2 separate regions of the Homo sapiens genome follow, and region 2 is linked to region 1. A link is an interaction called in ENCODE POLR2A ChIA-PET data of the cell type or tissue named here. Cell type or tissue: A673. All regions are shown on one strand. Region 1 overlaps CORO1C (coronin 1C). Region 2 has its middle 34 kb from the start of CORO1C.

Region 1 (5,000 bases):
TTTGTTTCAATTCAATAACTCAATATCATTTAGTTTTTAAAGTTTCTAAGAATAAAGAGAAAATGCAAATAAGATCTACCAAGAAGCCTCCAGGCTCGGGCCTCACAGAGCTAGGCCTGGAGAGAGTTCCAAAGCTCATCAATTCCAGGCCCGTCACGTTTCAGCCTGAAGACGTATAACTCCTCCAAAGATAAAGAACTTCTGAGAAAGATGCAGTGACCTTGAACTACAAAGTACGGAGCAGTTCCAACTTTTCAGCCCATGAACTGTCATACTTTTCCAACAATCAATCCCGAATCATATATACAATTCAGTTTCTCCACATCAGCCAACAATGGCACTTAGAGCTCTGTCCTGTGGGTGCTGCTTTGACAGCCCCCAGTCCAGTTGGCCAGTTTGTGTAACACTTTAAATGTGAAACTGCACTTTGCCTACACTTTATAAATATGAGTAAAAATGGAAAAATCAAAATACAGAAACCAGCTGTAGGCATTCAAATGTACTGAGACAAACAAGAGGGTATCTGTTATGACCAAGGAAGCAAATCTTACTTCTCACTGAAAATCCTTAGCTTAGCCAGAGGACTATGTGCTCAGTTGTCCAAGAAAAGAACAACCTGGGCCGGGCACAGTGGCTCACACCTATAATCCCAGCACTTTGGGAGGCCGAGGTGGGCGGATCACGAAGTCAAGGGATTGAAACCATCCTGGCCAACATAGTGAAACCCCATCTCTACTAAAAATACAAAAATTAGCAGGGCGTGGTGGCGCACAACTGTAGTCCCAGCTACTCGGGAGGCTGAGGCAGGAGAATTGCTTGAACCCGGGAGGCAGATGTTGCAGTGAGCCAAGATCGCGCCACTGCACTCCTCCAGCCTGCAGCCTGGCAACAGAGCGAGAGTCAGTCTCAAAAAAAAAAAAAAAAAAGAGGAACAACCTGAAAGAGCATGCATAAAACACTAGAAACACACACACACACCCCAAGGATAGTATCTAAAAGGTGAGACATTACAGGTGCGGTGGTTCACACCTGTATTCCCAGCACTTTGGGAGGCTGAGCTCAGGAGTTGGAGACCAGCCTGGGCAACATGGCAAAACTCCATCTCTACCAAAAATACAAAAAATTAGCCGGGCATGATGGCGCATGCCTGTGGTCCCAGCTACTCAGGAGGCTGAGGGCAGGAGGATTGCTTGAGCCCAGGAGGCAGAGGTTGCAGTAAGCCAAGATCACGACACTGCACTCCAGCCTGGGGGACACAGTGATACCCAAAAAAAATAAAAATAAAAATAAAAGGTGAGGTATAATAAAGAGGTATCATACTTTTTAAAGTTTTCAAAGAAGAGCACTCGTATATTTACATTTTATAATCTATACTCATTTTAGGAACTTCTTACAAAGAGACTTGGTTGGGGACCACCTAAAGTCAAACCTAAGCACTCACTGGCAATGTGAAGCAGAAAGCAGTGAGCGCATTGCAGAGCGTAATGTGACGCTATGAAAATGACTGCCGAAAATCAAGTCTGACAAGAAGTAAAATGAGCAGCAAAACAGTAACACATAATGAACCTGAAGACAAAAGATAAAATTCCTAAAACTGGGCTGGGTGTGGTGGTTCATACCAGTAATCCCAGCACTTTGGGAGGCTGAAGCAGGAAGATCCCTTGAGCCCAGGAGTCTGAGGCTGCACTGAGCTATTATTGCACCACTGAACTTGATACCAAAAGACAAAGCGAAACTGTGTCTCTTAAAAAAACAAAACAAAACAAAACAAAACTGTAATTCCCTCACATCTTATTAAAGAGAGACCCTTTTATGAACTAAAAGATGCCATAATGAGGCCTGTAACTCACTTAAAATATAATAGAAATGACACTACAGAAATTTTGCAGTTACTAAAATGTGAGAATATATAAGGACTTCGAAATCATCTCTAGCTCTTCAATGACAGAAATATATATTTCTATTACAGAGATAATGTGCAAGGATGACATGTTTACAACCCTCCACATCTCCCAATTTTCTGCTTATCACCAGCATCTTTATAAACACAACCACCTCTTTTGGTCCCTGGAGCTTTGAAAAAGCATTGCTGAAGAAACGTCCCTTGGGAAGACAAAGGCAGGCGCTACCTGACCCGCCTCCTCCCTCCCCCCCTCCCCCCCGCATACTCACAACACTGGCAGCAGCCATCTCCCTAAAGTGCACCACAGGAGACCAGACTCAGAAGCTTAATTCTGTGTCTCTCTTCAAAGAGCAGAACACAACTCAAAGAGCCAAATTAATCCCAAGAGGTCTCACACCAACCGCAAAACTTTTATAGACATGAGTGACCTAGCAATCTCACTTAAAAATTAATCCTTGAGGCCGGGCGGGGTGGCTCACACCTGTAATCCCAGCACTTTGGGAGGCCGAGGCGGGTGGATCACAAGGTCAGGAAATGAGACCATCCTGGCTAACACGGTGAAACCCCGTCTCTACTAAAAATGCAAAAATTGGCCAGGCGTGGTGGCACGCGCCTGTAATCCCAGCTACTCGGGAGGCTGAGGCAGGAGAATCGCTTGAACCCGGAAGTCGGAGGTTGCAGTGAGCCAAGATCGCCACTGCACTCCAGCTTGGCAATAGAACGAGACTCTGTCGCAAAAAAAAAAAAAAAAAAAAAAAAAAAAAAATCCTTGAATATGTTTCTAAACATTCTTTCTATATTGATGACCTACTTTTCTTATCAACAACTGGTAAAAAACACACTGTGTATGACAGTTCAAACTTGTTAAGTCTGTTTTTCACTACTTAGTCATATGGAGTAGACAATAAAATTTTATTAATTATTTGGCAATACTGTTATACCAGGAAATGAAATTACTGGATGCTCATATCTTAAAAAGGGATGGGGGATATTTTTATTAATAACTTCATAAGGCTAGTCACAGGCAAAACTAGCAGTGTCAAAAAACAAAATAATCACCTTCACCTGAAGAATTTCAGCCTTCCCTTTTTAACCCATACCTTGGGCAAGCGGAGATTAAATGGATTAAATGAACATGTACTCCTGACAGTGTTTCAAAGGAACATTAAGGAAGAGTAGGAAAATCTCTGGCTTGGATGTCAGACACAAATTTATCTTGACATAATTACCTACCCAGCTAGATCATTTTGGTCCTCTGGTTGTTTGTTTCTTCATCTATAAAATGGAAGAACTAAAATAAATGATTTCTAGGGTCCTATCAGAGTCTACAGGAAATCCTTCTTTCACTGGGATACAGTCCACATCCCCCCCAGTAAAACAGACACAACTCACTGCAAACCACATTACTTACTAACATCCACAGGGTTATACGTATTACATATATACTCAACTATGAATGTTGAATAGGTCCTTAATCCCAGTCATTCTTTTGTTCAACAACTATTCACTCGGCTTTGACCATGCGCCTAGCACCATGCTAGACATGAGAGACACAACTGTGAGCAAGCAGACCTGGCCCCTGCTCTCATGGAGCTTACAGTCCACTGCAGGAGACACAACACAATCAGATATTCGTGCAAACATTAGCATGCCGCTGTGGCAAGTGCTGGAATGCAGAAGAACACAAGGTAACTGAGTCAATAATCGGGGAACAGAAGCAGTCAGAGAAGCGACACTTAAGCTGAAATCAAAGAATGAGAAGTCAACTGGGCAATAAGAGAAGAAAAGTGAGTCCCAGCTGGGAGGAACAACAAAATATCAAAAGTCTGTATCAAAAGCAAGCACTTGTCAGAATCTGGACTACTTAGCCCACAGAGGCTGGAGCCCAGAGAGCAAGGGTAGAAGAGGCTGCGAGGTCAGCAGAACCCGGATCACAGAGGGCTTTCTAGGCCATGTTAAGGATTTTATCTGTACTTGCAGTCTTGGGAGCCATAGGAAATTTTTTAAGTATGAGTATGTGACATAATTAGATTTGCATTTTAAAAGCTCACGCTGAATGAAGCTGGAGAATGGATCTGCACGTGGGAGCATCTGAAAGGATTCAGGGAAGCTAGTTAGGAAGTCACGGCACTTGTTGTCCAGGCCACAAGTCACAGTCCCAGTAGAAACAGAGATGATGGAGCCAAAAGACTTGAAGTCAACTGAATTTAAAACTGTTTTAGATATGAAGGGTGCATCAACAGTGATGCCTAATTTGACTCATGCAACCAGATGGTTGGGGGTGCCTTCCCACCTTCTCTTTGGTGTGGAGACTTACTTACTACCTCTTAGTAGTAGCTTCAAAGAGCCTTCTGTTGACAAGTAAGGTATCTGAAAAGAGTAAAACCATGGGAAAAATACTTTAAAATTTATTTTTTAAAACATAATTACCTTTCCACATTAATAATTGGATCCATGGCTTTAAAATTATGTACTTTTGCTCGCAAAAGTGTCTGGAGCTTGAAGAAAAACGTATTGAGCATGCTATTTGAAAATGAAAACTAGGCCGGGCACAATGGCTCACACCTGTAATCCCAGCACTTTGGGAGGCCAAGGCGGGTGGATCACCTGAGGTAAGGAGTTCAAGACCAGTCTGGCCAATATTGTGAAACCCCATCTCTATTAAAAATACAAAAATTAGGTCAGGCCTGGTGGCTCACGCCTGTAATCCCAGTACTTTGGGAGGCCAAGGCGGGCAGATCACAAGGTCAGGAGATTGAGACCACCCTGGCTAACACGTTAAAACCCCATCTCTACTAAAAATATAAAAAATTAGCCAGGCGTGGCAGTGGGTGCCTGTAGTCCCAGCTACTCGGGAGGCTGAGGCAGGAGAATGGCATGAACCCAGGAGGCATGAACCTGGGAGGCGGAGCTTGCAGTGAGCTGAAATCGCACTACTGCACTCCAGCCTGGGCGACAAGAGTGAGACTCCGTCTCGAAAAAAAAAAAAAAATACAAAAATTAGTGGGGTGTGGTGGCACATGCCTGTAATCCCAGCTACTCAGGAGGCTGAGGCAGGAGAATCACTTGAACCCGGGAGGCAGAGGTTGCAGTGAGC
Region 2 (5,000 bases), 50 kb after region 1:
TAAGGAAGAACAGGCTGATCAGCTGATAGAATGGGATGCTAACTTTCCCCCCACCTCAGTCAGCAAGCCGGATGTGACAGAATAACAAGACTTTCTGCTATGATTTTAACACTAATAAAGTAGTTTGACAGATGGGCACAAGCTGTGGTGACAAACAGACCCTGCTTTGACTTCCATCTCTGCCAAAGATGTACTGTGTGGCCCTGGGCAAGTCACTTCACCTCTCTGTGCCCCCATTTGCTAACTTAAAAAGGAAAGAGTAATATGGCCTACCTCTCATGGTTGCTGCGAGAGTTAATTAGATATCATTTAAATGCTTAGCAAGGTATGCTGGGCGCAGTGGCTCACGCCTGTAATCCCAGCACTTTGGGAGGCCGAGATGGGAGGATCATGAGGTCAGGAAATCGAGACCATCCTGGCTAACATGGTGAAACCCCATCTCTACTAAAAACACAAAAAATTAGCCAGGCTTGGTGGCGGGTGCCTGTAGTCCCAACTACTCGGGAGGCTGAGGCAGGAGAATGGCTTGAACCCGGGAGGCGGAGCTTGCAGTGAGCCAAGATTGCGCCACTGCACTCCGGCCTGGGTGACAGAGCGAGACTCCACCTCAAAAAAAAAAAAAAAAATGCTTAGCAAGGTATATAACCTAATAAGAGCATTAAAAATAGTTGCCATAATTATTATATTATTGCAAATTCAGAAGACATCTTATTGGGGAAGGAGATGATGGCAGGATGTAAACGTTGTAAATCTGAAAATACCGCAGTACTGTGAGCGGCTTCCCTTGCTCATGCTCTCTGGCTAAATTATTTCCACTTGGGAATTTTGGTGCTTCTTTTTTATCACTTCGTGGTTTTGTTTTTGTTTTCATTTTGTTTTGTTTTTGTTTTTGTTGTTGTTGTTGTTTTTGACATGGAGTCTTGCTCTGTCGCCCAGGCTGGAGTACAGTGGCACGATCTCGGCTCACTGCAACCTCCGCCTCCTGGGTTCAAGCAATTCCCCTGTCTCAGCCTCCCGAGTAGCTGGGATTACAGGCGTGTGCCACCACACCCGGCTGATTTTTGTATTTTTGGTAGAGATGGGGTTTCACCGTGCTGGCCAGGCTGATCTCAAACCCCGGACCTCGAGTGATCCACCCGCCTCAGCCTCCTAAAGTGCTGGGATTACAGGCATGAGCCACTGCACCTAGTCACTTTGTGGTTTGTTTATCCAGAAAGGCGGAAAAAGCCAGGCATGGTGGCTCACACCTGTAATCCCAGCACTTTGGGAGGTCAAGGTGGGCGGATCACTCGAGGTCAGGGGTTCTAGGCCAGCCTGGCCAACATGGCAAAACCCCTGTCTCTATTAAAAATACAAAAAAAATTTGCCAGGCATGGTGGCAAATACCTGTAATCCCAGCTACTCGAGAGGCTGAGGTAGGAGAATCACTTGAGCCCGGAAGGCAGAGGTTGCAGTGAGCAGAGATCTCACCACTGCACTGCAGCCTGGGTGACAGAGCAAGAGTCTGTCTAAAAACAACAAAAAAACAAAACAACAACAATAGCAAAATAGAAAGGAGGAAAAGCATGGGGACTAATCCGGGAGCAGAGCCTAAGGAACCAGATTCAAAACCAGACCCTGCTGGCCTGGATGAAGTCTTTGTGCACATTATGAAAAGCTGCCCAGTGTGACTATGGGGAAACTGCTGAGCCACGCTGGGCCTCAGTTTCTTCATCTCTGAAATGGGGATAAATAAGAAGATCTATCTCACTGGAATATTCAGAAGATCACTGTACGAACTGGTGCACACTCTCAAGCATGCTGGGTTTTTGTTGGTTGGTTGGTTGGTCGTTTTTTTTTTCTTTTTGAGACAGAGTCTCACTCTGTTGCCCAGGCTGGAGTGTAGTGGCACGATCATGGCTCACTGCTGCCTGGACCTTCTGGGTTCAAGTGATCCTCCTGCCTCAGCCTCCTGAGTAGCTGGGACTGCAGGTGTGTGCCATGACACTTTTGTATTTTTTGTAGAGAAGTGGTTTCACCCTGTTGCTCAGGCTGGTCTCGAATTCCTGGACTCAAGTGATCCTCCCACCATGGCCTCCCAAAGTGCTGAGATTACAGGTGTGAGCCACCTCAGCCTACAAGCATGTTACAAATACCATTTATGAGCTGATCTTTCCCTTAGGCAACACCCCCGACACACACACATTTTCTGTTAACCTGGGAACAAGGTCAAATCTTTTCCATCTCAAGGGAAAAATTATCTCCCATAACCTTGCATCAACCTTCAATACCAGTCTTAACCCCTTCACCAACAAACTTTTTGAGAGTTGTAGCCCACTTGCTGCCTCCCCCTCCTCGCTTCTGCTTTGGCTCTTTCTCTCTCCCCACCCTGAATCTTCTCTTTCCAAGGACAAATTCCTAGGGCCGGATCCAGGGCCTCCTAGTCCGGGTTTGCAGGCCTGCCTGGTGACCCTGACACGGCACTGCTCTCTGCTGCCTTCACTCTTTCTCCCTCTGGCCACCTCTCCAATGTTCGTGTCCCCAGGGCCCTCCCCCGCCCCTTCTTCTTGCCGTTTCATTCTCTCCTGGGCAGGCCCATGCATTCCCAAATCTGCTGGGCCCACACCTCCAGGGCCGAGCAGCCAGTGGCCATCTCCATGTGGCAGTTCCACAGGCCCCTCAGGTGGAGCTTATCCCCGTCCTGACACCTGACTTCCCTCCTGGGTTCCCATTTCAGGAAACACCCCACTGTCCACTCAGCTGCCCAAGCCAGACCGAGGTGCTTCCCTCATCCTTCACCAGTCACCAAGGCCCATCAATTTAGGCTGGGTGTGGTGGCTCATGCCTGTAATCCCAGCACTTTGGGAGGCCGAGGTGGGCGGATCACGAGGTCAAGAGATCGAGACCATCCTGGCCAACATGGTGAAACCTCATCTCTACTAAAAATACAAAAATTAGCTGTGCGTGGTGGTGCATGCCTGTAGTCCCAGCTACTCGGGAGGCTGAGGCAGGAGAATCGCTTAAACCCGGGAGGCAGAGGTTGCAGTGAGCTGAGATCGCGCCACTGCACTCCAGCCTGGCAACAGAGCAAGACTCCGTCCCAAAAAACAAACAACAACAACAACAACAAATTTAGCCTTCTGAAGTTCTCTTGCCATCATCCTCTCACCTCCATCCCACCATCCCACTCTGATCCAGGCCATTCATCCATTCAGTGGCCTTTCATTGTGCACCTACTGTGTTCTAGGGACCATGCAAGGCACTGGGCACGTACATCTCTCCCTGAATCCTTAGAACCCATCCTTACTGGTCTCCTCCACAAAACACTTCCCACCCAGAACCCTGCGTGAACGCTAGCACTGTGCTGTCTACAGAACTTTCTGCAATGCTGGAAATGTTCTCTATCTGTGCTGTCCAATAGGGTAGCCACAAGTAGCCATTGAGCACTTAAAACAGGGCACGTGTGACAAGGGAACAGAATTTCTCATTTAGTTTTATTTAAATTAATTTATTTAATTAACTGTTTTAATATTTAATTTATTTAAATTATTTTAGTTTTATTTAAATTTATTTAACTAGCGGCTGCCACATGGGACAGTGCAGCTCTAGAGGGAAAAGCTGACCACATCCTTTGCAGTTTGCAGCCCCTCCTTGGCTCCCCAGAGCCCTCAGGGTCAAGTCCAATGACCTACAAGGCCTGGCATGGTCTGCGTCCCGCCCACTGCCCCAGCTGGCTCTCCACCTGTGACACTGGTTGCTTAGAGTTTGTGGAAGCCAGGGCGCTCACCTCTACCTCCGGGCCTTTGCACCAGTTCTTTTTTTGTTTTTTGAGACTGAGTCTCACTCTGTCTCCCAGGCTAGAGTGCAGTGGCGCGATCTCAGCTCACTGCAACCTCCACCTCCTGGGTTCAAGCAATTCTCATGCCTCAGCCTCACGAGTAGCTGGGATTACAGACACCTGCCACCACGCCTGGCTAATTTTTGTACTTTTAGTAGAGATGGGGTTTCCCCATGTTGGCCAGGCTGGTCTCGAACTCCTGAACCTCAAGTGATCCGCCTGCCTCGGCCTCCCAAAGTGCTGGGATACAGGTGTGAGGTGAGCCACCACACCTGGCCCACCAGTTCTTCTTTTTTTTTTTTTTTTTTTTGAGATGGAGTCTTGCTCTGTCACCAGGCTAGAGTGCAGTGGTGTGATCTCGGCTCACTGCAACCTCTGCCTCCCGGGTCCAAGTGATTCTCCTGCCTCAGCCTCCCAAGTAGCTAGGACTACAGGCTTGCACCACCACGCCCAGCTAATTTTTTTTTTTCCTATTTTTAGTAGAGATGGGTTTCACATTGTGGCCAGGATGGTCTCCATCTCTTGACCTTGTGATCCGCCCACCTCTGCCTCCCAAAGTGCTGGGATTACAGGCATGAGCCACCGCACCTGGCCTCGCCCATCAGTTCTTTAGTCTGGTAGGAACACTCCCACACCCAATTCCCCACACAACCCCCATTTCTTCTCACTCTTTCACGCCCAATCCAGGGGTCCCTGTTGGACTTCTGTGATGGGGGCCCTCCTCCGTTCCATTTGGAAGCTTTGGGTCATGGCATGAGGCTATACCAGTGATGCCCTGTCCACATCAGCTGAGAGGTGTTCCCCAGGGATCGCCGAAGATCCTTCAGGGCAGTGGCCTCAGAGAGCTGATGGGTGGCACCGACAAGAGGTAGGACCCCTGGCCATTCCTGCTGAGAATCCAGCCTGTGTGGCTTTCATGGAGACGATCTGCATTATTAGCAGAAAAAAGCACGGGGCTTTAAAGTCAGACAGGCCTGGAAGGAGGGTGGAGGTTCAAATCCCATTTCTGCAACTTGAACCCACTCACTATAAGCTCAGTTTTTTGTTGTTGTTGTTGTTGTTTTTGAGACAAGAGTCTTGTTCTGTCTCCCAGGCTGGAGTGCAATGGCACGATCTCGGCTCACTGCAACTTCCACCTCCTGGGTTCACGCGATTCTCCTGCCTCAGCCTGCAGAGTAGCTGG

What was found. ChIA-PET counts read pairs that join two places held together with the same protein. Peaks named below come from ENCODE experiments on the same cell type or tissue, not always from the same donor. Only the 100,000 strongest peaks of a DNase experiment are listed, where the experiment ranks them.
Region 2: POLR2A ChIA-PET joins it to region 1 with 10 read pairs; 5 of 35 experiments call an interaction of 5 or more read pairs at or near these places.

Annotation. Positions count from the first base shown.
Region 1 is chr12:108,713,490-108,718,489 of GRCh38, forward strand. The region is part of intron 1 of CORO1C (coronin 1C); the gene reads right to left. Among named protein-coding and RNA genes, the nearest start is that of CORO1C, 16 kb to the right of the region's middle. RefSeq lists enhancers at 878-1,568, 1,569-2,259, 2,260-2,949. In A673, no CTCF peak of the experiment used is centred here; DNase peaks (open chromatin) are centred at 2,202 and 3,972; H3K27ac peaks cover 832 bases.
Region 2 is chr12:108,762,991-108,767,990 of GRCh38, forward strand. No RefSeq gene overlaps it. Among named protein-coding and RNA genes, the nearest start is that of CORO1C, 34 kb to the left of the region's middle. In A673, no CTCF peak of the experiment used is centred here; no DNase peak of the experiment used is centred here.